Linked DNA regions of Homo sapiens: region 1 is linked to region 2. A link is an interaction called in ENCODE POLR2A ChIA-PET data of the cell type or tissue named here. Cell type or tissue: OCI-LY7. All regions are shown on one strand. Links, peaks and the distances in the headings refer to the core of each region. The heading gives the core; the rest is flanking DNA. Region 1 has its middle 16 kb from the start of TARBP1. Region 2 holds the start of LOC105373208 (a long non-coding RNA gene).

Region 1 (15,905 bases), core at 7,109-9,608, 200 kb before region 2:
TTCAGCTATAGCTTTCAGCTGTTTACGTCTAAGGCTCTAAGAAAGGGAAGGAGATTCTTGATAGGCTCTGTCTGAAATTTTTGCCTTCTGATGTTCCCCCGAAAGCCCTCAGAGAACCTCCGTGGAAAAATGCAGCTGCAGAATCATTAACACGTTTATGTTAAGTGCGATATCTAGAAAACTCAAATTCCCAGTGAGGATCTGTGGCAGACACCATTCATTATTAACCCCACAACCATCCTCCCTTCTCCCTCGCTGTCAAACCCTCATTTTTCTCAGGATGGCAACATACTGGCCCTTGGCCAATGGCTTATGTTTAGGCAGCAAACAGGACAAGCCTGTTCCCTGCTTCTCCAACCATCATTACAAGTCGGGCAATGGGTGCTCTCTGTGTCCTAGTCTTGGACAATGAGACATAAGCAGCAGTCTGCTAGGGATGTGTCTGGGAAAGCTTTTGCTTCTGATAAAAGGAAAGAAACCATTGTTGCCACAGTTCTCCTCTGTTCCTTCCTGCCTGATCACAGAGTGCTCTCTGGACCTATAGCTGCCAACTTGAACCCATGAGAGAACAAGCACGAGATGACAAACACCACAAGAAAAGTCGCAGGGGAGAAAACGCAGAGGGAACCTGGGTTCCTTGAAGCCATTCAACCAATGCTAGCAAATATCTATTTCTTGATAGTCTATAATATGAGAAAAATAAGTCCCTGTTTGTTCAAGCTTCCCTTGTTGAGTTTTCTATATTTCTCTCTGGTACAGGACTCCCACCCAGTTGCTTATCATTTAGTCCTGCTAGCTCCATTAGTTTTGACCACCTCCCGCTTTCCAGGGTTAGGGGCCTCTTCCTAACGGATTGCCACCATCATTTCTGCCTTGAAACTGACATTCACTGTTGCCCAGACTTGATCGTTTAGACCTATAAAGAAACAGAAACCAACAAGTAGAATCACCAGAAATCTTTAATCACTGGGAGACACATGTTCATACTGAATGCCTGGGCCTCACCCCAGACCAATTCATCTAGAAACTCTGAGTACAGGGCACAATCATCTATACATTTTTTTAAGGTTCCACAAGTGGATTGAGAACTGCTGGTCTTACTCATACGTTCCCCACTCACATGGCAGATATGCATAATAAATTGCCAAGGAAAGGAGGGAAAATAGTTAAGTATTGGGATAAGCCATCCTTTCAACATTCAGCAAATCATTCCATTATATATAGATACTGTCTCACCTTGGCTTGGTCGGCCTTGCTCTTTGGCTGATGGACATAAAGAGAAGCACGGACTACTTAGAGGTTCACTGGACTAACCAAAGGGAGGAAAGGGTGGCCCGCCCAATCTCATGGTGTCTCCAAGACCATGTTCATATCATACTGACTGCTTCTGTGTGTGTCGCCTGAGACTCCAGTAAAACTGCTATGAACAATTGGAGTCACCAAATTTCCCATCAGTTTGTCTTTTAAACACAATCTAAAAGCATTTTAAAAAGAAAAAAAAAGTTCTTATTTCTGCTACTAGCTACTTTCATTTCCTTTTTTTTTTTTTGCTTTTCTGCAAACAAACCAAAAAAAAGCCTATGCTTAAGTGGGCTGCACCGTGTCAGTATCTGTAAGGTAATCCATGGAGGCTCCTTCTGGTCCTGGGTCTGGCTTCTTTAGTCTTCAGTCAAATCCATAAGGGTTTGGCAGGCAGAGAATGCAGGATTAAGCCTGCCCATCCAGCCTGCTTCTGAGGCAAAATCAGAATTCTCAGGCTCTCTGCCACTGTCAGAATCGCTCACTCTTCTGCTTCTGACAGAGGAAAGAGATGGCAATAGATTCAGTCACACAAGGATTCCTGTTAAATGATGAATTGTGATGCCATAGAAGGCCGCACATCACTGCGGGGAGAAGTCAAAGCCCAGGGAGTTCTCGCCAGTGTGAGCACGCCAGAGGGGCCTTTAATAGCTGCATTTGCAATAAAGAAGGAGGTGAAATCCATTACCGGCTGTCTTTATTTTGCTAGCCCACTGATAAGCGATTGAAGTCTAGAGAAAGCGCTTCCAAGCACGTTTTACCTGCTCCATTTAGCCAGAGACTTGGACATATCAGGCCAATCAAATCATCACCAATAGCAGGAGCTACGGAGGTACTAATAGCTTTTCCTGGAATACTGGGAATTCCCTTTCCCTACTTTGTAAGTAGGTATCCTTAGAGAGGGTCTGGCAGAGAGTTTTAAATTTTTGTACCAGGACTCAGAGCCAGAGGGCACTGACTGCCTATTAAGTAGACGTTACTGATTCCTCAGGAGGGTGTGACAGGCTCTTAAGGTGAGCTACTGAAACAGTTTTCAAGGTTTCCCACTTGAGGTAGTGTATGGGTTTTTTTTTTTTCTACTTAGGGCAAAAATGGCTTACACCTCACAAAACAGATGCCATTGGCATCAGTCCCCTCTGCAAGGCAGTTTGCAGGCTTTGTCCTAGTTCTCCTGCAGTGTGGCATCTATGTTTTCTTCCCACTTAAACATGTTGTCTGCTGGGTTCTTTCTTGGTAAATGAGGATGTTTTAGGATGACAGTAACACTATACTGGTGAACTCTTAAGTAAGACAGATTGCCCCCCATAGTGTGGGTGGGCCTCATGCAATCAGTTGAAAATGTGAATAGAACAGAAAGATCAGCCTCCCAAGCAAAGGGGAATTCCACCAACGGACAGCCTTCAAACTTCATCTGCACCATCAGCTCTCCTGGGTCTCCAGGCTGCCAGCCAATAGTGCACATTGGGACTTGCCAGCCTCTATAATCGCATGAGCCAATTCCTTGTAATAAATCTCTTTCTATATACGCATACATCTTATTGGTTCTGTTTCTCTGAAGAATTCTACTACACAAGAGTTCCCAAACTCTTACGTTCTTCTGAAGGCATTGTTTATCGAATGTCATAAAGTAAAAAGGAAAAGACATCTTTGCTGAAAGTGTTGAGATGTTCAGTTTAAAGATTGATGTGTTTTTATTTTTTCATTTTTATATATTATTGTTACTATTATTATTATTATTTTGAGACGGAGTTTTGCTCTTGTTGCCCAGGCTGGAGTGCAATGACACAATCTTGGCTCACCGCAACCTCTGCCTCCCGGATTCAAGCGATTCTCCTACCTCAGCCTCCTAAGTAGCTGGGATTATAGGCATGCGCCACCACACCCAGCTAATTTTTTTTTTTTTTTTTTGTATTTTTAGTAGAGATGGGGTTTCTCCATGTTGGTCAGCCTGGTCTCGAACTCCCAACCTCAGGTGACCCACCTGCCTCAGCCTCCCAAAGTGCTGGGATTACAGGCATAAGCCACCTCGCCTGGCTAGATTGGTGTGTTTTTAAGCTGGTTTTGAGATGGAGTCTCGCTCTGTTGACCAGGCTGGAGTGCAGTGACGCGATCTCGGCTCACCGCAACCTCTGGCTCCCGGGTTCAAGCGGGTAATCTCATATCTTACTAATGATGAGTGGTTTTATTTTTTAAGTTCAGTGTTGCTCCCATCAGCTAATAAATACTTCAATGTTTCTGAGTCTGTAGGAAATAGGTGCTATTTAACTATTTAACTTTTCTCGATCTAGCAGTCAATTAGTCAAGATGGATTTCCGCCTCTGTCTGCTATATACTCCCTGTGCATTTCACAAAAGCCCTGTGACAGGGCAGGTTTATCTTCCTCCCCCTTTCCCTGTGCCAGCACCTACCCAGGCTAAGGAAAATGAAGGGAGCTTGTCATGTGAGCCAGGCATGGGAAGGAGACAGCCAGGTGCGTAGCATAAGGCCGTAAAGGAGATATACCAGCAGGAGGTAGGTTTTTTCAGTGTGAAAGGATGAATTGTTTTTTAGATACTTTACCCAGAGACCAAACCTTGGAAGAAACCTCTTCCTGTTTGCCTCCTCCATCCTCAAAATTGAAGACCTCCTCCCCACTCCTTTACACACACACACACACACACACACACACACACAGAGAGAGAGAGAGAGAGAGAGAGATACACACAGAGCACCCCACCCCTTATCTGGCAGCAGATAAGAACACAAAAAGCCTGAGCATCTTATCAGCAGGAGACCTGAAACTAGACCAAGAAGACTTTGGGGGTAGGTGGAGTGAGGGAGGGGGGCTGTGTAAGCAAAAGTGTTAAAGCACAAAGAAACAGTGAGAGAATGATAATAGTAAGTTATTGCAAAATGTACTGCCCCATCATCCCCACCCAATTCCTTTTGCTAGGAGGAGCAAAATGCTGGGTTTGGCTGTAAAGGAAGTAAAAGAAATAGTCCTTGATCTTATTTGCATTCAGTTTGAAAATCTAGGTATCAGTACACTAGCACCAAATCTAGTATTCTTTGGGCAATTTCTTTTCGTAGCTAGAGATGACACTACGAAAAATATTAATGTCTATATGAATGAGCAGGGCTGTGCAGTTTAGCACTCGACCACAGTTCTCTATAAATACTGATGCCCACCAGTTGGGAACTATAGTGGTGGGTTTGTTTGTTTGTTTGTTTGTTTTGTGATGGAGTTTTGCTCTTATTGCCCAAGCTGGAGTGCAATGGTACAATCTCGGCTCACCGCAACCTCTGCCTCCCGGGTTCAAGCGATTCTCCTGCCTCAGTCTCCTGAGTAGCTGGGATTACAGGCATGCACCACCATGCCCGGCTAATTTTGTATTTTTAATAGAGACAGGGTTTCTCCATGTTGGTCAGGCTGGTCTCGAACTCCTGACCTCAGGTGATCTACCCGCCTTGGCTTCCCAAAGTGCTGAGATTACAGGCATGAGCCACCACGCCCGGCCAGTGGTGGTTTTTGAAGAGCTTGTTGCTGCTAATAACTTTGCCCCCTTTTTTTGTGCCAGGGGCCATCCAATGGCTACACTCAAATGAATTTACGTTGCCTAGGTTCTTAGCAGTTTTCATGCCCCTGAAGATGTAAAAAAGTGTCAAGATCGGTAAGAACAACGTGAGATCCAGCAGATATTGGCATGCCTGTGATGCTCCAGGCACTGTACTGGGGCAGTTACTATCCCTGGCCTCTCCAGGGAGCTTACAGTCTAGTTTATTTTTGTCTGTTTGGCTGCTAGAAGACAATGTCATAGACTGGGTCACTTATAAACAACAGAAATTTATTTTCCACCGTTCTGGAGGATGGGAAATCCTAGATCAGCGCAGTGACACATTTGGTGTCTGGTGAGGCCCCTCTCTTAGGTTGTAGAGGGCTGACTTTTCAGTGTATTCTCACACAACAGAAGGGGCAAGGCAGCTTTCTGGGTTTTTTTTTTATAAGGGCACTAATCCCATTTATGAGGGCTCTGCCCTCATGACCTGATTACCTCCCAAAGGCCCCACTTTCTAATACCATCACCTTGAGGGTTAAGATTTTGACATGTGAATGTGAGGGGACACAACATTCAGTCTGTAGAATAGTCCAAATAGTTTTATGGAAAATTAATAATTTTATTTTTATTTATTTATTTGAGACACAGGGAGACTCTGTCACCCAGGCTGGAGGGCAGTGGAGCAATCTTGGCTCACTGCAACCTCCACCTCTGGAGTTCAAGCAATTCTCCTGCCTCAGCCTCCCAAATAACTGGGATTACATGCACCTGTCACTATAGCTGGTTAATTTTTGCATTTTTAGTAGAGACAGGGTTTCGCCATATTGGCCAGGCTGGTCTCGAACTCCTGACTTCAGGTGATCTGCCCACCTCAGCCTCCCAAAGTCCTGGGATTACAGGCATGAGCCACTGTGCCTGGCCAAATTAATGATTTTATAACAACCACTATGCAAAAGAAGCAAAGAACATGCTGAGAGCCTATGATGAGATGCTTCACCCCAGTCTGTGCAGTAGGACTGGCTTTTCTGATCAATGGTGTTGTCAGAGGTGTTTGAAACAGAGCAACTTTATGTCGAGTAGGGGCTCGGTAAAATGAGGCTGAGACCTACTGGGCTGCGTTCCCAGATGGTTAAGGCATTCTAAGTCACAGGGTGAGACAGGACGTCAGCACAAGATACAGGTGATAAAGACCTTGCTGATAAAACAGGTTACAGTAAATAAGCTGGCCAAAACCAAGAGGGCGACGAGAGTGACCTCTGGTCGTCCTCACTAATACACTCCCACCAGTGCCATGACAGTTTACAAATGCCATGGCAATGTCAGGAAGTTACCCTATATCGTCTAAAAAGGGGATCCATGAATAATCCACCCCTTGTTTAGCATATCATCAAGAAATAACCATAAAAATGGGCAGCCAGGAACCCTCAGGTCTGCTCTGTCTACGGAGTAGCAATTCTTTATTCCTTCACTTTTCTAATAAACGTGCTTTCACTTTATGGACGTGCCTTGAATTCTTTCTTGTGCGAAACCCAAGAACCCTCTCTTGGATCGGGACCCGTTTCCTGTAATAGTGTGTCAGCTGATATCTACAGAAAGAGGGAGTCAACTAGACTAGAATTGAGTAAAAAGCCTCCTCCACCCCCAGGGGAAACTATGTGGAAACCCCAAGGCAGTTGGGAGCAGGGAAGAAGGAGAGTGGGGAAGGCCAAACGAATGGAGTTGACAGAGGAGGCAGGACAGGTGGGCACCCCAGGCCAGGTAGGACAATCAGCCATGAATATCAGACTCATTCTAGGTGGGAAGCGACTGTAGGGTTGTTTGAGGAGAAGAGGGAATGGTGACTGCTTTGATTTGCATGTTCAAAAGTATAACCATTAGGTTGAAAGAGCAGGATCCCAAATGTGTAGGAGAAATCACTCACCAACTCCTTGATTCAACATTCCAGGGTTATTCCTTCTTTTCTTCTTAGAAAAAATTAGTAGAATACACGTAACTTAAAATTTACCATCTTAACCATGTTTAAGGGAACAGGTCAGTGGCATTAAGTACATTCATATTGTTGTGCGACCATCTTGCAAAATTGAAACTCTCTGCCTATTAAAAACTAACTTCTGATTCCCCACTTCCCCAACCCCTGGTGACCACTTTCTCTCTCCTCTATGAATATGACTCCCCTAGGTACCTCATATTAGTAGAATCACACAGTATTTGCCCTTTCGTGACTGGCTTATTTCACTTAATATAATGTCCTCAAGGTTCATCCATTTTGTAGCATGCATCCGAACTTCCTTTCTTCCTAAGGCTGAATGATATTTCATTGTATGTGTGCCATGTTTTGTGTATCCATTCATCCATCAGTGAACTCTCGAATTGCTTCCACCTTTTGACTATTATGAATAATGCTGCTATGGACATGGGTGTACAGACAGACAAGGCCCTGCCTGCAATTATTTTGTAAATATACCCTCAAAGGCTTTTTCTTGAATCCTGATTCTGGGAATTACACTATACTAAACACTATGGGGGTTTAGAAACCTAACTATGACAGTCTCTGACACCCCAAAGAGACAGGAAAATGCCCCCACCCCTCTCTCTGCAGCTTTCAGTGGAGTAAATAAATAAGTGGTGACTGATGTGATTAAAAAGACAGAACTAGTTAACAGGACTGGGTAAGATGCTTAGGTCAAGTCAATAAAAGATGAAGAACCACTGGAGGGTTTTTGTTTGCTTGCTTGCTTGGTAAATTGGTTGGTTAGTTGGTTGTCTGATTTGTTAAAAAATTAAATTAAGTTAAACATAGAAGCACCTGAACTGAATTAGGCTACAGAAAAATCCCACCAGAGTCCATATGTAGGATGAATTGGAGAAGGAGGGGAAACTGGAGACAGAGGGCCTAGAGAGGAGGCTGTGGTAATAGCCCAGACAAGAAAAAATCAGGGTCTTAAATGACACCGTATCAGTGGCCATGGAAAGAAAGGACTCTTTCTTTGAGGTTAGTGCCCATTTGCGATTGGTTGACCCTGATTTCAGCAAGATCTGGTCTCTGAGCCCACAATGTGCCTCTACCTTCTGGACTGTCAGCCTCTGTCAGAGGTAGAACATTTCTTCCCCTAGGGGATCCTTCCATGAAGAAACATCTCCATCTGCTTCATCTCCTGCTTCCTTGTGACCAAATGAAATCCACCCAGGAGAGCTCTGCATCACACACCAACGGTCTCAGGGCTGTTTCCAGCAGCAGCTTTGAAGGACAGCTTCTCCGAGCAGGAACTCCCACTGGGCAACTCAAGAAGCCTCTAGGCGACTCAGTCCCTTTAGCTATTTTTAGTGTGCCTTTTACATTCAGAAACTGGAAACCTTCTGTACAAACTCATTTTTTTTCTGCTTCCCTCAGGCAGAAAGTTTCAATCTTAAACCTTCATGCTAAATGACACAATGTTTGAGAATTTAGCTTACTTTCTTTCCTCATTGTTACCGCACTATTCATACCTCTAAGTATGCAAAGAGCTCTGAATCTTACAGTTCCGGCTCAAGCAGCAGTCAAATTGCAATGAATGAGGTCTCTAACTGTATTAAGACCATGATGTCAAGCTGGGGGTGGGGTGGGGAGGGTGTGCAAAACTATACAGTCATTGAGGGACACAAACTTCAACCTCCACCTCCACCCCAAACACACTACAAAAAGTAATGCCTTAAGCTTGAACATGAGCACCGTGTAAGAGGTCCTCACGTCCAGAGTTTGTCCTAAAAGATCTTTCTTTCCTTTCCTTTCCTTTCCTTTCTTTTCCTTTCCTTTCCTTTCTTTTCCTTTCCTTTTCTCTTTCTTTCTTTCTCTTTCTTTCTTTTTTCTTTTTCTTTCTTTCTTTCTTTCCTCTCTCTTTTCTTTTCTTGTTTTTTTTTTGTTTTTGTTTTTTTTTTTTTTTTTTGAGATGGAGTCACACTCTGTCACCCAGGCTGGAGTGCAGTGGCATGATCTCAGCTCACTGCAACCTCCTGCTCCCGGGTTCCAGCGATTCCTCTGCCTCAGCCTCCTGAGTAGCTGGGACTACAGGCACCCGCTACCACACCTGGCTAATTTTTGTATTTTTTAAGTAGAGGCAGGGTTTCACCATATTGGCCAGGTTGGTCTTGAACTCCTGGCCTCAGGCGATCCGCCAGCCTAGGCCTCCCAAAGTGCTGGGATTACAGGTGTGAACCACCACACCTGGCCATAAAATTTTATTTTTTAAAGAGCATTCTTTAGGAATAGGATATAACTAGCTTAAAAAAAAATCTACTTTAACATCTTATTTGCTTGGTACTATTAAGAATTCTAGAAGAAATTGAGCCATGTGACAGTAGAAACATTAATGTTTCATGTTCCATTTACTTTTTTTTTTTTTTTTTTTTTTGAGACATGCTGGAGTGCAGTCGCATGATCACAGCTCACTGCAGCCTCGATCTCCTGGGCTCAAGCCATCCACCCACCTCAGCCTCCCTAGTAGCTGGGACTACAAGCATATGCCACCATACCCAGCTGATTTTTTTCTTTTTTTTCATAGACCTGAGGTTTCTCCATGTTGCCTAGGCTGGTCTCAAACTCCTGGACTCAAGCAATTGGCCAGCCTCAGCCTCCCAATCATTTACTTTTTCTTACTTGCAGTACCCACTGCAGAAAGTCAGACTACTAACAAACGTCTATAATTGGCTAATCTCTGAAGTACTGGAAAAACATCCAGAAGAATAGGACATGAAGCTGACAACACGCTTCATGAGGAATATGACATAAACTTATCCCCCCTTGCCCAGTTTTTTACTTTGAAAATTGTCAAACATATGGAAAAGTTCAATGAATAGTACACCATTCAAGGGCACCATACTTCACCTAGATTCACTAGTTGTTTATAGTTTACCAATTTTCCTTCTCTTCCTCCATCTTTCCTCCTATATATGTGATGTATGTGTGAGTATTTACAGACACACACACATTTATATTCATATACGCCAAACCATTTGAAAACAAATTGTAAGCATGATGCCACTTCACCTTGTCACACGAACAGCCTGGCTGCTCACACAAAGCCTGTTCGTGGACTCTCTTCACGTGGACGCGCGTGACACACCTTAAGTGCTTTAATATGTACTCCTAAGAGCAAAAACATTGTCTTTTATAATCCCAGTGCCATTATTACACTCAAGAAACCTAACATTGATATTTTAAGGGACACTTTTTCAAAAAAAAGGTAAAATTATGACTCGTACAGATACTAAAAAAAAAAGTTAAAGATTTATTCAATTCATTAATAATGAGGAAACTGCAAGACGCTACTGCCAGTTCAAAAGATAATCCAAAGAAGACACACATTTATTGATAAGGATACTGAAAGGAATAAGCAAACTGAGGCAAAACTGGCTGCTTCTTGTCTGTGGTCAAGGATTGTTTTGCATTGTTATCCATGATCTACAATTTATTGAGTTGTAAAATAACTCAAAGGCCGTGAAAGGTGCAGAGCCCCTATAGGATCAAAATTAGATAACCCTGAAGGGTGGGTGGGTGGGTTCTAGACCTTTTCCTATAAAGGGCTAGATTGTAAATGTTTTTGGTTTTGCAAGCCATATGGTTTTTGTACAGATACTCAACTGTCAGTGAACATGCAAGTAATCTTAGACAATATGTGAAGGGTGAATGCTGCTGTGTGCCAATAAACTTTATTTACAAACACAGGTGGCCAGCTGGATCTGGCTCACTGGTTGTAGTTTGCCAACCCTGCTCTAAACAATGCATAATTTTCCATTGAAGCATACATTTTACCCTACAGATGCAACAATAAGATGTTGTTACGGGCTGAATTGTGGCTCCCCAAAATTCCTTTGTTAAAGTCCTAACCCCTAGTACCTCTGAATGTAACTGTAGTTGGACATAGGGACATTAAAAGGGTGATTAAGGTAAAATGAGGTCATGTTGGTGGGTCCTAACCCAATATGACCGATGTCCTTATAAGAAGAGAAAATTAGGACTGGGCACAGTGGCTCATTCCTGTAATCTCAGCACTTTGGGAGGCTGAGGCAGAAGGATCACTTGAGCTCAGGAGTTTGAGACCAGCCTGGGCAACATAGTGAGACCCCCATCTCAAAAAAAAAAAAAAAAAAAAGAAGAAGGAGAAGAAGAAGAAACAATGAAGAAAAGAGAAGGCAACTAGGACACAGATAGGCACAGAGGGAAGACCATGTGGTAACACAGAGAGAAGACGACCATCTATAAGCCAAGGAGAGGGGCCTCAGAAGAAACCAACCCTGCCAACACATTGGCCTTGGATCTTCAGCATCCACAACCGTGAGGCAATATAATAGCCCTAGCAAACGAATGCAGATGTCTTCCAGTTTTAAAAAGACAGCTACATAATCTTGGGTCAAGTGAACAGGATGCTATTTTTCCTTAAAATTGTTTTATTAGATGCAATATTTGCAAGATACATTTCAAAGGTGGAGATAGGAGGAAGGTTTTGATGTCAAACAAGTTTAGAAACTATAGCAAACTGTAGTTCCTTCTTAGAAATCCACTACATTCTCAGTATGTGTCATGCTCCTGAGATATCCTGCAATCAGGTCTGTTTAACCTTTGCGTAACCCTGACTTTCCCAAACTTTGAATGCCTTTTCAAAAAGAGATACAATTCTGATTAATAACACCATCATTCTTGGAACACACTTTGGAAACACTAGTATGAACAAAATATGAGGCAAATATTCTAAGGATATAAAGATGCCTGTGGACTGAGCCTTGAGAACTGTGGGATTCACAAGGCTGGAAGGGAATACACGCGTTCCAGGTAGGGGCGAAGGGAAGACTCCTGTGGCCCGTCATGTGGCGTCATGATGTGGAAAGCAAGGCACAGAGGGGCCACACTGCCCAGAGCCGAGTGCTTATGTTGCTGTGTGATAGGAAGGCTGGTCCTGAAGGAAGGATCAGTGCCCCCTTGTCAAAGAGAACCTGAGGCTTTCAGTATCCAGTTGTAGAATAAGGAGTGGAATTCGGAACATCTGGCCCTCGGTGTCTTCCTTTGGGGGCCCTGGTGATCACTTCCAGCAGAACTTTATCGCCCGCAATGGGTTCCTTCTATGAGGTCTGTCAATGGGGTAAAAGCCCGGATGGTGCGCCCAATGTCAGCCCGAAGCCACCAGATGGCGCGCGGAACCCGCAATGCACGTGCGCCAGCCTCGCGTTTGTCCCCGCACTGGCCCCAGGCCTTGGGAAATGTGTCTTTCCCCAGCCTTTTTACACTTTAGGAAGCTCTTCTTTAGAGAAGCATGTGAAACACCCCCCTGCACAACTGTGCTCCTCCTGCCCTTCCCCTCCTGGGGACACATCAGCAGCCCTTCCCTGGTTTGAAGAGTTTCCAAGCCGAGGAGTCTCTTGCATGTTTGTTCTACTGGAACTCGAAGCAGGAAGCACTGAGCTTCCATTTTGTAACCCACGATCCTGGTGAAGACAATCGTTAGGGAAAAAACATCTTAAGGATTGTGTGTTAGGGCAACCTCATTTCTGGCGTGAAAACAAGCCCCGCAAACACCCTGTTGTTACTCTGGTGTTCTGACTGCAAACACGGGGGGATGTAAGATTTTTACCTAATCCCAAACCTCGGCCCTGAAGAGTTAATGATGTTACTCATGCCACTGGGGCACAAAAGAAAGACTTGCATGTTCGGGTGGTTATGGCTTGCCCAGAGCGGTGGAATGAGCCATAAGGCTGAAGGCCAAGGGACTCGGGCCACCCATGCAGTGAAATAATCCCCCAGAAATGCGGTGCCGGGAGTGGAAATGAAAGTAAAGAGAACAGTCATTCCAGGGCATTGGCTAAACCTGACTAAACCTGACTGATCATCAAGCCTAAAGTTCTCTCGACTCCCAAAACTGCAAATCTCAGATTTTGGGAGGTACTGCGTAGAAACCAGGAAATGACAGAAATCAAGCAGTTGGAACACTGTTCTTGTCCAACTCTGGGTCTTAAGCTCTGTTCTCATTTTCAGTTCCAAAAGCAATGAATAATTAATAAGGTAGTTTTTGAATGGAAAGCACATTTCAATGGATGAGTGATGATTTCCGAAGGGCCTCTGACAGTTTCTGTTTATTTCCTTCCTTCTTTCTCTTTTTGAAATAAAACCGTGGAAGTGAAGACTGAAGCAATATTCAAATATACAACAGCCTGCATGTTTGACCCATCAGAAACTTGCACCAATAATGAAAAGCAGGATCTAATATCTACCTTGGCACCTGCTGTATGCCTCACACTCTGTTCCGTGTTTTTATGGAAGTGATGTCTCATTTAATCCTCACAGTCATGGCTTGGTAGTTGGCACTGGCCCAGGTTTTTAGATGAGGACTCTAGGCTCCTATGAGGTTAAGCAGCTCACCCAAAGTCACACAACTAGTAAACTTGAGAACTAGGAATTGGAACTAGGTATATCTGATTTCAAAGCCTCAGTTCCTCTTCCTTTGCCCATGCATTTCACAGACTCATGGGACCTCATGGAGTTAGAAGGGATCTGGGAGGGCATTTAGACGAATGCTCTAAATAATGCATGAATCTCTTTTCCAGCATTCTCTGTAAGTTGAAAGCTAAACAAGTGTGAATGTGCCTGAAATCAAAAGCTGAAGCTGAAAAAGAAGTCAGAGAAAGACTTCAGAATTCAGATAGAGGGCCTAAAATACATGTAATAGATTTTGTTCCTATTTTCTCTAAAAGTGGGACAGATGTATATATTTAAGTCTGTGAGAAGGCCAACAATGCACCTAAGGAATGAGTCCAGACTGTTGTTCTCTTAGCCCAGCTCAAACGGGAATAGTTGAAGAAAAATGACTAGGAAAAGAAGGCACGTGCTGGTATGGATGGGATGTCTCTGATATCCTGAAGATATGTGCACTGTAATTCAAAGAGATTCAGAGAAATGCCACTGTTTCAGCATACACATCCTCAGGTCCTGGAATGATAAGGCAAAAAGCTCTGCTCTCCCCCAATACTAGGGAAAGGTAACTAAGTGAGAGCAGGTGACCAGCCTCGGGCCACATAGCAAGGAGGTGGCAGAGCTAGAAATAGAACCAAGTGCTGAGTGTCTTGGTTGTGCCGTGGTGCTGCTCACCCTTGCTACCTCACACATCTTCCGTCATGACTGGCTCTGTGTGAATTTGGAAACTCAAAACCAGGTTTCAGTTTTCATTACATACTGGAAACTTGGCCTTGGATCACAAGAAGTTCACTATGGGGGCCGGGCATGGTGACTCACGCCTGTAATCACAGCACTTTGGGAGACCAAGGTGGGCGGATCATGAGGTCAAGAGATGGAAACCATCCTGGCCAACATGGTGAAACCCCGTCTCTACTAAAACTACAAAAATTAGCTGGGCGAGGTGGCACGCGCCTGTAGTCCCAGCTACTTGGGAGGCTGAGGCAACAGAATCGCTTGAACCCAGGAGGCAGAGGTTGCAGTGAGCCGAGATTGCGCCACTGTATTCCAGGCTGGCGACAGAGCCAAACAAAACAAAACCAAACAAAAAAAAATTCACTATGGTTTGTGAACCTTTCAAGCAAATGGAGCCAGGTTTCTGTCATGCGTCGACCCCCACCAATGCCAGGAGGGATGGATGGATTTGAGTGGGAATCAGGCACAATTCCATCAACGTGGTATTGACATGTCCCGGAGTGCATGCTGGCCTGGAAGGACACCTGGAAACGGGGGCCCTCTACAAATCCCAGGTGCCGTGGAGTCTTTCAGAGCCAGTCAGGGAATAACTTGGGGAGAGAGAGAGAGAAAAGGAGGGAATGATTTAGGAGGTGTGCATATTCATTTGCAAATGAAGTTATGGAAGTTGCTAGTGAGATTTTTATTGGTAATTAAGTGATAATGCCTGTGTAAAGCTGCTAGAGTTGGAATTCCTGTAAAATACTGAAGGGACTGAGGCCCTTTTGAGAAATGTCTTATTGTTTAGCATTTTCAGAAACAATTTAGGTTTCTGTAGTATCTTATATCCTGTAACTAGTAACTCCTCAAAGCATTCTTGCGAGGCAGGTCGCTGGGCTAACCTATTTGTGCACCTCCAAAGATTGTTCATTTACATGTAGAGGGTATGTTAGATGACACCTCTCTCTCTCTCTGTGACACACACACACACACACACACACACACACACACACGCTAGGATAGAGGATCAAATGTCCTTCACATGGCATGGCCAGGTAGAGAGTGTTTTGTTTTGTTTTAAATCATTAAGATCCTGTATATGATTAGCTTGAGATAATCCAGTTTAATTAGTGGAATTAGAGGAATTAGGAAGGATCCAGGTATGGTGACTACTGAAAGACCTTGAAAGAATTTATGTTTGGGGCCGGGTGCGGTGGCTCATGCCTGTAATCCCAGCACTTTGGGAGGCCAAGGCACGTGGATCACTTGAGGTCAGGAGTTCGAGACCAGCCTGGGCAACGTGGTGAAACCCCATCTCTACAAAAAATACAAAAAAAAAAAAAAATTAGCCAGGTGTCGTGGCACACGCCTGTAATCCCAGCTAGTCAGGAGGCTGAGGCAGTAGACTCACTTGAACCCAGGAAGCATAGGTTGCAGTGAGTCAAGATCGTACCACTACGCTCCAGCCTGGGTGACAGAATGAGACTCCATCTCAAAAAAAAAAAAAAAAAGAAAGAAAGAAAGAAAAAAAGAATTAGCATTTGAACTGCTATGACTGCTATGTAAAAAAGTAATCACTTTCTTCCCTTGCTGGCTGGCAGAGGTGGCCCCAACATCCACAAGGCTGGGAGAAAGTATCAAAGGAGAAAATCAAGAACCTGGCCCCAGTTCAAACTGGATAGTAAGCCCTTGATTAATTAATAACTGCCTCTTCTGTAAATATTATTTGATATTGAGAGAGAGACTCACTTATCTACAAATGTGCCTTGTCTGTAGTGAGAGGTCAGCCAGGACAGGTAGGTCAGAGGGTGAAGTCCAAACTAAGCAATTCCAATGTATCAATTTTTTCAAGAGCATACTTTATTGTTGTTAACATATAAAAAGAAAATATGTTAAATTAATACATATCTAATCAAAAG
Region 2 (15,905 bases), core at 8,845-11,344:
TCAGACAAAGATATAACTACAGAATGCACATGACGGTTTTGTTAATACACCAAAAGGAAAAAAATTAAATAACGGACTCTCCCAATAAATTGTGACCATCTATAGTTTGGAATAACATGAAGATTGTTAAAAACTATGTTTACAAGAATGGCAATAACAGAGAAACACTTGCTATATAATTTTCACAATAACAAGGTGAAGAAATATTATATATATATATAATAAAATTCAAATTTTTAAGAGAAATTAAAATGTATAGAAAACATTGGAAAAGGATACACTTAATAATCTTTTTTTCAGCATGGTAGAATTGTGGGTGATTTTTGTTCCCTTTATATTTTTTAATACTTTGTACTTTTTAATGACAAATGTATATACTACCATTTAATGATAAAAATATATTTTTAAAATACTGGATAAGAATTATTCAAATAAATGCCTTATTTAAAAGTTAAATTGCAGACCAAGTGCAGTGGTTCACGCCTGTAATCCCAACACTCTGAGAGGCCAAGGTAGGAGGACTGTTTGAGGCCAGGAGTTTGAGACCACCTTGGGCAACAGAGCAAGACCCTGTCTTTGCTGGGCATGGTAGTATGAGCCTCCAGTCCTGGCTACTCAGGAGGTTGAGGCAGGGGGATTGATTGAGCCCAGGAGGTCAAGGGTGCAGTGAGCTATGATTGTGCCACTTGCACCCCAGCCTGGGCAACAGAGCAAGACCGTCTCTACAAATAAATAAGTAAATAAATAAGATACAATAAAAATTAAATTGCAAATGAAAAGTTACACTCTATCTCATCCTATTGTATACTAGAAATTATAATTTTCCTCCAATTCATTACTTTGATTATTCTACAAAATCAAGACTAAACTGGAATTCAAATCAGAAAGGCTAAGAAGCAAAGAATAACAATGGTGAACTTCAAGATAAATATCCCACATTATTTTCAAGGCAGAGGCCAGTGTTGCCTTCTGCATCTGTTTTGGGAAGAGTGCCCAAAGCCTTCAGAGGAGACAACCTTTTGTGCTGTGTCCCCTACTCCCCCCCCCATTCTTACCCTGAATAGCATTCTTTCCAAAAAAGAATAAAGAATACTCAAGGAAAACTATTAAAATGCTTGGCAAAACTACACAGACAGACACAGAGGCCAATTAAGTATAAATATTTCACACCAGAACTGTCTTTTTGACCCAGCCACTAATATCTACCCGGCCACAGATCTAAATGTTTGGATGAAAACGACAGAGCAGAGGAGGGCTGGTCAGCCAGCTGCAGAGGGGCGCCCCTTCGGAGCGTTCGCATCTGCCTGAAGAATATGTGTAGTACGTTTTCCTAGAAGCATGGAGGGGCATGCGGGTTTGACCATCTTCCTAAACCTGGAGAAGGTCACTGTTTTCCTTCAGGGATTATTCTGTCTCACCGCTTTTGTTTTTTGGTTTCCCTTGATCTAAAACAAAAGGGTCTACTTTCTTCTTTGGATTTTGAAGCTGTGGGTGCCTTTCTTCTCAGTTAATTTTTTTTTTTGTTTTCATCTGTTAAGACTTAGCTAGTTTAGGTTTTGAAAATGAACACACTGACAGCCATTGTGAGAAGATAGCCTGGCCTTTTGGAGGACAAATGCTGTGGGGTGGCGTAACCTTGAGGCTCAAGTCCTGGCACTGGCATTTAGTGTGAGTCATGCTGTATTGCTTCACCTCCTGGGCTTCAGTCTCTCCATCTGTGAATGTAGAATGACAATACCTGCTGTGCTGTAAGGTCACTGTGAAGATTAAATGAGATAATGCTTTGTAACCTGTTGGCCTCTGTGCAGTTTAAAATGATGTTTTTCATTACTTGGCTAAGTGCTGTACACCCACTGCTCTGTAGGCAAAATTCAAACAAAAAGCTTTGTAATGCTCCCACCCATTGAAAACATTACTATGTTAGCCTCTATATACATAAATTATTATAACAATACCTGGAAGGTAGGAAACACACTTTGAATTATATTGTTTCTAAGAGTGAGGATAAGGATTACTTTCATTCATTTATACTTTTTGGGCACCAATAATATGTATTTGTAAGATGAGATGGCCACTTTATAGATTGCATCTTGTATATTAAGAAACAATTAAATCTATTTTAAAAGTACAGCTAAAAACCTCCATTTCCCGAAATAGCGTGGATTAGATTACCTAAAATCTTTCCTACTACAAAACATCTAGAAATGTTAAAAACCTGTAATATTCTTTTAAATTCATTATTTGAATTCCAAGAAAGTAAGAAATATCCCTAGGGAAAAAAATGAAGATGGATCTGAACACCAAAATGTAAGCACAAGCCAATGTTGCAACAGCCTGGGTGGGGAAAGGGGAGTGAGAAAGTATGAAGTTGCCAATCTTATTAGGCAAGAGGATCTGCCTCTCTCAATCTCTATCTCTCTTTTTAAAAAATTAAATTAAAAAATTTCAAGCACTCACATAGAATACTATATGACACCTCCAAATACCTGTCACCTAGATTCATTACCAAAATCTTGCAACATTTTATCTTTATTGTTTGTATTTTTATCTTTGCTGAAGTTTTTACATTGAATCCTAGACATCATGCCATTTCACTTCACATATTCTTATATGCATATCTATTTAAACAGCACAGGAAAAGAGGTATGAGTATAAAATCAAAGAATTCAAACAGAGGCCTTATAATGTTAAACTTGAATTGGAAATATTAGCATGAACTCTCTCTTAAGAGAGAGTTTTATCTCTTAAGAGAAAAGGCCTGGCAAAAATGAAAACTCAGGAGCAAGAGGTCTTTGATGACTTCCTTTTTTCTGACACTGAAAGATGCCCCAGGATCTTCTTGGACATTTCTTGTCCCAAATCTGTAATTATTCATTTTTCCAAGGAAGCCTGGTCTTCTTAGTAAGAAATGACACTTAATGACCAATCCAGGACTGACACAGATCCTAGAATAAGCAAACAAGGACCTTGAAGCAATTACCATAACTGTATTCAATATGTTCAAAAAGTTAAGAAAGACATGGAACATAAATTTTTAAAATTAGACTTCTAGAGATGAAAACTACAATGTGTGAGATGAAAAACACACTGAATGGGATGAGGGGATTAACAGTAGATTTGACATTTTTTAAAAAGATTAATGAACTGGAGGACATAAGCAATAAAAAACATTCAAAATAAAAAATATAGAAAAAATAAGTTTAAAACATGAAAAAAGCATCAGTGAGCTGTGGCACAACTTCAAGTTTTTAATATAATAGGGGATCCTAAAGAAGGGGGGAAATAGAAAAATATCTGATGAATAATGGTCAAAATATTCCCCCCGATTTGATGAAAACTGTAAAACTACAATCCAGAAAGTTCAATGAATCTCAAGCACAAAAATTATGAAGAAAACTACACCAAGATACATCATAATAAAAATACTCAAAGCCAGTGATAAGAGAAAATTTTCAAAGCAGTACATTTATCTACAGAGGAACACATGTAAGGGTGATAGCAGACTTCTCATAGGAAACAATGCAAGTGAAAAGACAATGGTGCAACACCTAAAAAAAGCACTGAGCACTAAGTGAAAGAAAAACTCTGTAAACCTAGTATTGTATACCTAGTAAAATATCTTTCAAAAATAAGGTAAAAATAAAAACTACTTTCAAACATATGAAAGCTGAAAGAATTAATCACCAGCAGACATACACAATTAAACATTTAAGGAAGAAATATCAATTTTACAAAACTCTTAGAAAATTGAAGAGGAAGAAATGTTTTTCAACTTCTTATCTTTTCTTTTTTTTTTTTTGAGACAGTGTCACTCTGTCATCCAGGCTGGAGTCCAGCGGCATGATCTCGGCTCACTGCAACCTCTGCCTCCCAGGTTTACATGATTCTCCTGCCTCAGACTCCCCAGTAGCTGGGATTACAGGCATGTGCCACCACACCTGGCTAATTTTTGTATTTTTATTAGAGACAGGGTTTCACTATGTTGGCCAGGCTGGTCTCAAATTCCTGACCTCAAGCGATCTGCCTGCGTCGACCTCCCAAAGTGCTGGAATTACAAGTGTGAGCCAATGTGCCCAGTCGTCTTGTTTTTCAACTTCTTATGAGACAAGCATTACTGATACCAAAACCAGGAAAAGATGAAAAAAAAATCTACATATTAATATCCCTCAGGAGCAAAGGTGCAAAATTTCTAACCAAATTTTAGCAAATCAAATCTAACAATATGTAAAAAAGATAATATATGAGTTTCATATGGAGTTTATTCCAGGAAAGGAGGGTTGGTTTCATGTTGGAAAATTAATGTCATTTGTCATATTAATTAAAAATGAAAACCATATTATCATCTTGATATAAACAGGAAAAAATACGGTAAAATCAAACATCTATTCCTGATTATTCCAACATCTCAACAAACTATAAATAGAGGAAAATGTTCCCAATCCGACACAAATCATCTAAGAAAAATCTACAACTAACATCATACTTAACAGAAACAAGTCAGGAATGTTGGCTCTTACCACTTCTATTAAACATTTTGCTAGAAATCCTTGCCAGTGCAACCAGGGGAGAAAAAGAAATAAAAGGAATCCAGATTTTAAGGAAAGAAGTAAAACTGTCTTTATTCTTCATGACATGATTATCCATGTGGAAAATAGGATGGATTCTACAAAAAGGCTACTGTAATGATATAAGATCAATATACAATAATCAATTGTACTTCCATAAACTATCAACAAACAGAAATTTAAATTTCAAACAATTTAAATTGCATCAACAATATGAAGTCCTTGTCTGACAAAAGATGTGCAAGCTGTAAACACTGAAAACTATAAAACATTGTGAGAGAATTTTTTAAAGACCTGAATAATGGAGAGATGTACTATGCTCATGGGTCAGAAAATTCAATATTGTGATGTCGTTTTTCCTCAGATTGATCTATAGATTCAATATCCTTCCAACCAAAACCTGAGGGGGTTCTTTTGTGGAAATTGACAAGTTGATTCTAGGCTCTATATGGAAATGCAAAGAACCTAGAATAGCCAAAACAACTTTGAGTGAGAAGAACAAAATGGTAAGACTAATGCTACCTAATTTCAAGACTTACTATAAAGCTACAATAATCAACACAGTGTATTTGTGACATAAAGATAGATTAACAGCCCTGAAATAGATACACACATACTTAGACTACTGACTGTCAACTAAGGTTGATCCACTTTAAGTTAATTTTTCATATATTTTAAAAATTGCAAATATTTTTTGCAAGGCAATTTGGTAGTGAAAGGATAGTGTTTTCAACAAATGGTGTTGGAACAATTGGATATACATATGCAAATAAAAGGAGCTTTGATTCCTATTTTATGCTATATAAAAAATTAAAGTGGATCATATACCTAAATGTAAAACCTAAAACTACAAATATTCTAGAAGAAAATATAGGAAAAGAAATCTCTGTAACTTTGGTTTAGGCAAAGATTTCTTAGATACAGCACCAAAAACACAATTTATAAAAGAAAAACAAATTGATAAACTGAACTTCATCAAAATTAGAAATTCTCTGCTCTTCATAAGAGACTGTTAAGGAAGTAAAAAGGTAAGCCTCAGATTGGAAGAAAATATTTGCAAAGCATATACTGGATAAAGAACTCTCAAAACTCAATAATTTTTAAAAACCCACACAATGTAAAAATAGACAAAAGATTGGGACACTTTTCCAAAGAAGACATACAGATGGGAAATAAGCACATGAAAAAATGTCTAGTAACATTGGTTATTAGGGAAATGCAAATTACAATGGCCCTCCTTTATCTAGGGGGGAATATGCTCTGAGACCTCCAATGGATGCCTGAAACAGCAGATAGTACCAAACCCTATGTATACTGTGATTTCCCTATACATACACACCTATGATAAAGTTTAATTTATAAATTAGGCACAGTAAGAGATTACCAACAACTAATAATAAAATATTATATAATAAAATATTATTATAATAAAAATAATTATAACAATATACTATAATAAAAGTTATGTGAATGTGGTCTTTCTTTCTTTCTCAAAATATCTTTTTGTACTGTACTCACCTATGTTCTGGCCCATGGTTGACTGTGGGTAACTGAAACTGCAGAAAGTGAATCAGCATGCTGGGTGCGGTGGCTCATGCCTGTAATCCCAGCACTTTGGGAGGCCAAGGTGGGCGGATCACCTGAGGTTAGGAGTTCAAGACCAGCCTGCCTAACAGCCTGTCTACTAAAAATACAAAAATTGGCAGGGTGTGGTGGCACGTGTCTGTAAGCCTAGCTACTTCGGAGGCTGAGGCAGAAGAATTGCTTGAACCCAGGAGGACAGGTTGCGGTGAGCCGAGATCACGCCATTGCACTCCAGACTGGGCGACAAGAACGAGACTCCATCTCAAAACAAACAAACAACAAAAAAGTGAAACAGCAGAGAAAGGGAGACTGCTGTAAAACCACGATTAAGTACATGTACACAGTGTCACAGTTCTTTTTGTGCTGCCATAACAAAATACAGAAGACTGGGTAATTTATCAAAGAACAAAAATGTATTTCTCATAGTTTCTGGAGGCTGCAAGGTCCCAGATCAAGATGCTGGCAGGTTCCTTTGTCTATTGAGGACTGCCCTCTGCTTCCCAGATGGCGCCCAGTTGTGGCGTCCTCTGGAGGGGAGGAACACTGTGTCCTCACATGGTGAAAGGTGAAAGGGCAAGGGAGTCAAAAGCTGCACGAAATCTCTTAATCCCATTCATGAGTGAGGAGTCCTCAGGACCTAACCACCTCTTAAAGGTCCTATCTCTTGATACTATCACATTGGCCATTAAATGTCAACACCTGAATTTTGGAGGGGACACATTCAAACCATAATATACTCCTATTAAAATGGATAAAATTATAAGGTCTGACCATACTAAATATTGGAGAGAATGGGGAAGAATTGAAATTCTCATGCTCAGGAGAAATGTGCAATAGCACTTCTATGGAAAGCACATTTGCAGTTTTTTTTGAAAAGTTAAGTATATACCCTACTATCTGATGTAGCCTTTCCACTAGTAGGTATTTATCCCATAGAAATAAAATCTATGTCTGCACAAAGATTTATATAAAAATGTTCTTAGCAGCTTTATTTGTAGTAACCCCAAACTGGAAACGACCCAAATGTTCATCGATGGCTAAACAATTGTGACATAGTCATACAATAGCATACCACTTGACAATTAAAGGTATTGATACAGACAACATGTTGAATCTCAAAATAATTATGCTGAGTAAAAGCAGTCAGACACAAAGAGTACATACTAAATAATGCCATTTGTATGAATTTCTCAAAAATTCCAACATAAAGTAAATCAGAGGTCGCCTGGGGATATAGTATGGAGGAGGAGCAGGAGGTTAAAAAAGGCACAAGGACATTTTAGATTACAATAGATATGTTTGCTACATTGATTATGCTTTTGTGACTGTACAGTATCACCAAACTTTACAAAGTGTGCCATTTAAACATATGCAGTTTATTGAATATAAGCTGTTTAAGGATCCTAAAGAGAGAGAGAAAAGAGAATAATGATGGCAATTAATTCAACCTCATCAAATATATAAAAATTTATGGGCTGGGCGCAGTGGCTCATGCCTGTAATCCCAGCACTTTGGGAGGCTGAGGTGGGCAGGTCACGAGGTCAAGAGATCGAGACCATCCTGGCCAATATGGTGAAACCCTGTCTCTACTAAAACTACAAAAATCAGCTGGGCGTGGTGGTGTGCACCTGTAGTCCCAGCTACTTGGGAGGCTGAGGCAGGAGAATTGCTTGAACCCAGGATGCGGAAGTTGCAGTGAGCAGAGATCACACCACTGCACTCTAGCCTGGTGACAGAGCAAGACTCTGTCTCAAAAAAAAAAAAAAGTATATAATGATGAGAAAAACATATTGGTCTCCACTAGAAATCATTACTGGTAACTTTTATCACTATTCTGAAAATTGATATGGAAGAAGGAATGTCAAGTCTTGATAGTGATTTTGTTTGTTTTGTAAGTTACATTTTGAAGAATCCCAGCTAATGTGTATAGAAGGAACCACAGAATTAGAAAATCATTTTGCAAACCTTGATAAATCCGGGCAGTGATTATCCAAAGATACTGAAACCACTAGGTAAAAAGTAGATGGTGACTTCTTTTGTAATGATGGAATAAGGTCAGACACCACCTGGACCCCTTGACCAATCTCAGAATTACTAAAGAGACAACCACACATGATGTGCCTCCCTCCTAAATGTGGTGCAGTAGGAAGTAGACAGAATGACCTATGAAGTATTCTTTCAAAAAAATGGAACCTAAATCTGTATTTCATCATTTGATTTAGGGACATAGAGGAATCAGTTAAGCAACTAAATCTTAGGACACTCGTCTTAACTCACAAGACACTGATGCTGCTATATTAATTTATATTGCTTAGACCTGCTCGGATGTTTTTAAATAAATGGAATATTCATGTATTTTCTTTTGGGGAAAGCTTCTTTGTGCCTTTTCTGGAAACTGGGTATGTATAAAAGTCTCAGGCTTCAGAATGTTACTCAGTGAGTATTAAACCAGGGAACAGAGAGTGGGTGTTCGTGAGAGTATTTGACCTTGGATGCAACAGAGGTTTGTGAATTAATTTTACTTCACTCCAGAGAACTCCATTTGAACGCTGGACTATCCAGAAGAGCCGTACCCTTAAATTATGTTTCGCATTTGTATATACCCTTAAAATATGTATATGTCTATGTATTCTTAACTTACATAAATGTTAGATATTTATTTAGTATATATATTTTTATTGACAACAAGTAAAACAATTTACTGAAGGCCTACTCTGTATCAAGCACTTTTGTAGCTACTAGAGACATGATCATCTTGTGCACGTGTTTTGAATTTATATAAATGACACTCTACTATATATCTCAATCCATGTCTTACTGTCATCAGCCAACAGTATCTTATTCAGATTTCTCCATGCTGAGTGTACATCTGTTTTATTATTCTGACTACTGCATACTATTCATCAAACGCTCATATCAACCCTCCTTGTGGTAGAAACTTATATTGCCTCCAACTCATCACTACCACCAATAATACTGCAATAAACATATCCTTGGGCCTAGTCTGTTATAATCAGAGTTTGTCCAAGTTATATGCCCAGGTATGGGATTGCTAAATACCGCCAGATTGCTCTCTGGAGTGTCTACACTCATTTAGACTTCTAGAAACGTTTCATGGAAGGCTAGTTCCACAATCCTCAACAACAATTCACATTATTCAATTTAGTATTTTTCCTCCAATCTGACAGACACAAGATGCTGTCTCACTGTTGTCTTAATTGCTATTTCTTTGGTGATAAGTATTACCTTATATTTGGATTGCATCTTCATAGCCACTGCCCACTTTTCTGTTCCATCGCCTATATTTTTTTCTTTTTTTTTTTTTTTCTTTTTTGAGACAGAGTCTCACTCTGTCACCCAGGCTGAAGTGCAGTGGCATGATCTCAGCTCACTGCAGCCTCCATCTCTCAAGTTCAAGCGATTCTCCTGCCTCAGCCTCCCACGTAGCTGGGCTTACAGGCACCCACCACGCCCGGCTAATTTTTGTATTTTTAGTAGAGACGGGGTCTCACCATGTTGGCCAGGCTGGTCTCAAACTCCTGACCTCAAATGATCCACCTACCTCAGTCTCCCCAAGTGCTGGGATTACAGACGTGAGCCGCCATGCCCGGCTTATTTTTTTCTTTTAAATATATCAGATCTCCCCCAAGTTAATACGATCAATGCAATTCCAGTTCGAAGCCTAGCAAGAGTCTGCTTTGTGTGTTGGAGATGTTCCATGCATCGCAATTCCCCACCTCAGAGGGGAAGCTCCTGGAGCTCAGGGCTGCTATTGCTCTTGAAGCTCCCACAGCACTCTCCCCAGAGCCTCACTTAGAGCAGGCCTCAGTGAATGCTTATTGATGGGATCTGTGTGAGTCAAGAGGCAGCAGGAAGAGGATGCTGCTGGTAAGCTGGTCCCTTTGAAAATGCAGAATCCAGGCACGGTGGCAGAGCTGGATGGCCAAGAGTAGGGACCTGTAACACCTGAGGCATTGTTGATGGGAACACTTTAGAAAATGTTCTTTCCTGAGGGACCAGGACAAATGCCCTTTGAAATCCTATTTCTAAAAATAAAAATGAAAGGAACAGAAACAACAACAAAAAAAACTATACATTTTTTAGCTAGAAATATTCCACCTAAGAGCTTCTTTTTTCCATAGCACTGAGAGCTCATGCCAAGTGCCGTCCTGAAGCTTCCATGAACTGTAGCCAGTGACTGCCTTAGACAATCTTACATTGAGTCCTGTTCTAGATGCCAAGAATGATAATATCATTCCCTGGAAACAGCAGGCCGCTTGGAGAGTATTGGGAAGAGGCTGTCCTTGCTCAGCACCTGTCACCCAGATTGCGTGCTAACTTCTCTGGAGCTCCATCTTTATTCTACATGTTGATTAGATGCACTCAGCATAATAAATTGCAGAAGGCTTCAAAGTTTCTGTAGCTAAGTACTGCTCAGAGACAGTGACTCTGTCAGTGCTGAATGAAGACACTGGATCTTGCTTAGCTACCATGCCATGCTGAATGTCTTGGACCTGGTTCCTTTTAGCAGAAGGCTGATTAAACCCACATAGTGCTGAGATCATAGGAATGACTGTAAATGGCAATTATCTGCTTGAGGGTATGTCTTGTTTTCTCAGATAGACTGCAAGCTGCCTGAGGACATAAACCACAGATTATTCCTCCGTTTTTCTAGAAGAGAGCTATGCTCATAATTCAGCACTTAATAATTATTTGTTACAATTACTAATGAGTGCATTAATTAGAATGAATAATCAACGCTTGATGTTCAATGATCCCAGAATACATCAGTATGCCTGCTAGCCCAAGAGCCTGTATATAATACCAGAGTTTAGGTAAATAATGTATATAATACCTACCTAAACTCTGGTTTAGGTATTACAAACTCATTGAACATCAAACCTTGATTATTCATTCTAATTAATTCACTCACTAACAACTGTATATTAGTAATTATATATATTATACTGATGTATTTTGGGATGATTGAACCAATAAGGAGCAATAAGATTTTGTTGATATAAAGAGAAAAGCAAGTGGAGGAAGAGAAAAGGAGTTAAAACTGCAAAGGTATGAATGACCCCAAATTAGTATGGACTGGTTGGGTGCACATCCTGCTGGGTTACTCAGTACTCTTGGTTGTCCTCAGTATTGAAGGATTTGGTCAACGTTTCTGCCAAGCCCAATTTCTCTTTCTAGCTTAACTTGCTCTAGGTACAGCCCTGGATAATCAGGCCCTGAAGCCTAGGGTTTATTAGTCTGGGGATGGGTAAGAGATCCAACCAGCTGGCCAGGCGCGGTGGCTCACGCCTGTAATCCCAGCAGTTTGGGAGGCCGAGGCAGGCAGATCATGAGGTCAAGAGATCGAGACCATCCTGGCCACATGGTGAAACCCCATTTCTACTAAAAATACAAAAGTTAGCTGGGCATGGTGGCGTGCGCCTGTAGTCCCAGCTACTTGGGAGGCTGAGACAGGAGAATCACTTGAACCTGGGAGGCAGAGGTTGCAGTGAGCCGAGATCGTGCCACTGCACTCCAACCTGGTGACAGAGTGAGACTCTGTCTCAAAAAAAAGAGATCCAACCAGCCAATCTATCAACTAGCTAGCAATCACAGTCCTCTCCTGGGTTTCGAGTGAAGAGACACAAGGAGAGGGAATAAGCAGCAGCCCTGAGGATAAGAGCTGAGTCACATGGATAGTAGCACGCTAGTAGAAAGACTGGTGAACTCTTGTGGCTTTAACTTCTGTCCCCCCTCACTCCTGATGTTCAGCTTTTCTTGAGTTTCTGCAAAACCACTTTAAACCTTAAAAATGCATACCTTTACATGTTTCCCTTATTCTTTTAAAAATTCCAGGCTGCTTTGAACAAGCTTCTGATCTCTGCCACCAAATGAGCTCTATGTCTAAAGCACTCCTCTCAATGACAATTTCATAGCTTGGGCTTTGATGGGTAACCTGCAGCCCCACTGGCCGCTCCAGCAGATGGTGACCCTGTGGGTGGTAGAGAGGCTTGAAGGATCTAGTGCATCTCAGCTGAAAGTGGCTTGTCTCAAACAGATGTGAGAAGGCCCAGTGTTGAAGGGATTCAGGATCAGGGCAACCTGCTGTCCTCCAGTGGTGCAGCCGCTTGGCCTCTACTGATTTCACTGACCTAAGTGATCATACACAGTGGCCTCTGCCCCTGTGATAGCAATCAATCCAGCCAACCAGATGCACCTGCAGCAGAGCCATAGAATTCCAAACTAGAATAGACTTCAGAACTCCCTTAGTTTGTGGATCAGCTCTACAGCTTCTCTTACGAATGATCATCCCATCCTTTCTTAAATGTGACAGGGCAGCCAATATCAAGATACCCTCACAGAAAGTATGTGGCCCCTAATTTTAATCCAAAGTCTTCCTCCCTCTAAATTCTACCCTTTGATGCTAGTTCTGGACCCTTCAGATATACACAAACATAAAACTCTTTAAAGAATTTAGTCAGTCTACACATTTGGACAAAAGACTCACATCTCCTTTAAAGCTTCCTCTTTCCAGGTGAAATACGCCTAGACCCTCCAGCCATTCCTTCTGCAGCATAATTTTGAATCTCTTCATCATCATAGTCACTTTTTATCAGGCCTGAGTTGGGCTCTGAGTTGACTCTGGGTTTTTCTTCAAACATGTCAGCCATGTGCCCTTGGATGGCATCTGATCAGGGGGAGTAGAGCAGGCCTCTCACCTCCTTTTCCCCTATGCAGGTGACTGCATTCACCTCCGGGGCAATTCCTCTCTTTTAACTGCAGTTGTGTTTGAGCCCACCTTTCCAGTCAGTGGCAGAAGGCTGGCCTGGAGTGACAGCCAGGTTCTGACCTGCCTGTGCCATCCTGGGGCACCAGAGTGGCCAGTAGTGCCTTAGCCACCCTTACAGAGAGTCAGCCCTTGTCAGCTCCACAAGGGATAGTCCCACTCTTACCACAGGCATGGGCCGGAGCCAGGCCCTGATCTCAGCTGGACCAAGGAGACCCCTGCCCTGGTCAGTTAGCTGTGAGGGGCCTCACTGGAAGGCCATTGAGACATGGAAGCTGACCTTGCCTTTTGGGTTGGTCATGAGAGACCAGCGAAGCCTCGTGTTAGTCCATTCTCACACTGCTCTAAAGAAATACCCGAGACTGGGTAATTTATAAAGGAAAGAGGTTTCATTGACTCACAGTTCAGCATGGCTGGGAAGGCCTCAGGAAACTGACAATCATGGCAGAAGGTGAAGAGGAAGCAGACACCTTCTTCACAAGGCAGCAGGACAGAGTGAATGGCGAAAGGGGAAGAGCCCTTTATAAAATCATCAGATCTCGTGAGAACTCACTCACTATCACGAGAACAGCACACTGCCCCCACGATCCAATCACCTCCTACCAGTTTCTGCCCTTGACACGTGGCGATCGTAGGATTACAATTCGAGATGAGATTTGGGTGGGGAACAGAGCCAAACCATATCACCTCATATCCACTGCAGATATGAAGAAGGCTCCCGGAAGCAAAGAAAAGAATCTGCAAGGCCCCACAGAGATAGAAACAGAGAAATTAACCAGCGACTTTTCACTTCCCGAAAGTCCCCACTAACCCTCTTTCAACTGGTTTCCATGAGGTTTCTCTGAAATAAATCCCCTTTTAAATTTAAGACTCTTTGTATGAATGTTGGTTCTGAACAAATAGTCCCTTGACTAAGCCCCTAAGCAAGTCTGTGAACCTTAGTTTTCCTTCTGGATACACTGAATTGAAGTATGGTGGGCTCCTCCCACTCTGCGATTCTATGTCACATCATCCCATGCTACACTTCTGTACTTGGGAGGGCTTTGAGAATAAAAGCCTAAGGGTATAACTTTATACAGAGCCCCTGGTAAATTTCAGCTTGTGTTTTGGTTAATCTTCCAAAACATCTCACATTTTGGAATATGTCTGGGGCTTTGATTAGCAAAAAGTAAATGAAAGAACAATTGAGAGTAGTGGCTTCACACATCTTCTCAGAAACCTATCAAAGGGTTGTCTCTCACATCAGATGAATTGTCCCGGAATTCTATTTATAGATGGCTTAGCAATTCATTCATTCCTCAATTTCACCAGAGGTTAGCTATAGACTGAGGGGGTGCTTTTCTAACTTCAACTGAAATATACATGAGTGGTAGGTACAAAGGTTTTGGTTGGTTACCTGAGAACCAGACACCCACATCTTGAAGGACCATGGAAGTGGACTCTGGTATGAACCCATTGTGAAAGGTCAGATACACCACACAAAGAACTGGTGAAACTCAGATTAGTCAATTTGCCATTTGTTAGCAACACAGGCATAAAGAGTTGGTGGGAAAGGATGTAGGAATTTTGGCTAAAAGAAGCTTTTGGCTTATCTTCAGATTCCAATTATGCAAGGCTATCCCCGTTCCTCATTACCACAGATAAATTAAACATCAGCTTAGAGTTCAACTTGGCAACTTGGAGAAAACAAAGAATATATCTTTGAGGCAAAATGTGGGCTGTATCTATTTGTAGTTCATATGTGCTCCAAAAAGACAGGCAAGCAGAAAGCAAGACTGCCTCTCCCAACTACAGCATTAAATAGCAAAGGCAATGGGAATGTGGGGTATTTCTTGGACACACCATGCTCTGTGGGAAACAGACACTTCTGAAGATACTGTTCAGAGAGGCTTAAGGAAAAGACAAAAAGCGGAAAAAGAAGGAGGAGGCACATGCATTCAGGTCACCTGCAGTTACCATCCACAGACAGCTTTTTGCAGTTGGTTCATCCTGGGTAACTGTCATCTCATGTGAATGAACCGTTGACGTCCATGTCCTTGTGTGTGGTCTTTGACATTAGCCAGAACAACTCCAAATCCCACGTCTGGAATATAGACACCCCTCAGCCCGTTAAGCCCCGCACTCCGCCACCCCATTCTATTAGCTTTCGTTTGACTTCATTTTCTTCCCTTCCCAGTCACTCTATTCTTTTGCTTCAACTGCTCAGCAAGTCCCATCCCTGGGTGAATCCATCGGTCTGCCTCAGTTTCTTCATTCAGAAAATGGGTATAAGTAGAGCTACCCCATGGGTTGGCATGCTGCTGAAATGAGATATGCATGTTAAGGGCATGGCTCCGGGCCTGCAAGCGGCACCCACTCAGCAAATGGCAGTTCTCTACACCCTATGATCTCTCCCTCTCTACCGTATCTTCCCTCTACTTACAAACAGGTTCTTTCTCCTACTTTTGAAAAATCCTTTAAAGCTACAGAACATCCCTCCTTCTCTTCATCACCAAACATCATGAAAGACTCGTGTGCTCACTGCCTCCTCTTCCCTCAGTGTCCACATTCCCACCACCACTGTGGTCTAATTTCAGCCCCATCATTCCCCTTCTCCACCCCCATCCTGCCTTGCCTCCTGACTCTAGTCTCTCAAATGCAAACCCTCAGTGTGATCCCCTATGCTTTCCTTATTTTTTCTCCCTATATCTAGTAGGTCACTAGATTTGGTCAATCCTGTCCCAGAAACATCACCTGGCTTTGCATTTCCACCATCTTAAAGTCAGTTCCCACCTCCCACACCGTCTCGGATCAGGACCATCATGACTTGTCTCCCTGCTCGGTCTTGGCCTCTCAGATCCATCTTCACACCCAACTCTGCTTAAAACTCTCAGGGGTCCTTCATCATCTCCAGGACAATGTCTGAACCCCTAAGCATGGCACATGGGGTCCCGCCTGTGGCCTCACACTTACCCTGCTGGGGTCCATGC

The links. Peaks named below come from ENCODE experiments on the same cell type or tissue, not always from the same donor. Only the 100,000 strongest peaks of a DNase experiment are listed, where the experiment ranks them.
Region 1: POLR2A ChIA-PET joins it to region 2 with 5 read pairs; 5 of 35 experiments call an interaction of 5 or more read pairs at or near these places.

What each region holds. Positions count from the first base shown.
Region 1 is chr1:234,487,254-234,503,158 of GRCh38, forward strand. No RefSeq gene overlaps it. Among named protein-coding and RNA genes, the nearest start is that of TARBP1, 16 kb to the left of the region's middle. RefSeq lists enhancers at 1,310-1,369, 7,882-8,091, 11,870-12,164, 12,159-12,208, 12,249-12,298 and 1 more. In OCI-LY7, for the core only: no CTCF peak of the experiment used is centred there; DNase peaks (open chromatin) are centred at 8,098 and 8,378; H3K4me3 peaks cover 821 bases.
Region 2 is chr1:234,682,721-234,698,625 of GRCh38, forward strand. It overlaps LOC105373209 (a long non-coding RNA gene), which reads left to right. Exons shown (of 3, transcript NR_188651.1): 3 at 1-461. It overlaps LOC105373208 (a long non-coding RNA gene), which reads right to left and starts at 6,410. Exons shown (of 3, transcript XR_949287.4): 1 at 6,084-6,410. In OCI-LY7, for the core only: a CTCF peak has its summit at 9,079; no DNase peak of the experiment used is centred there.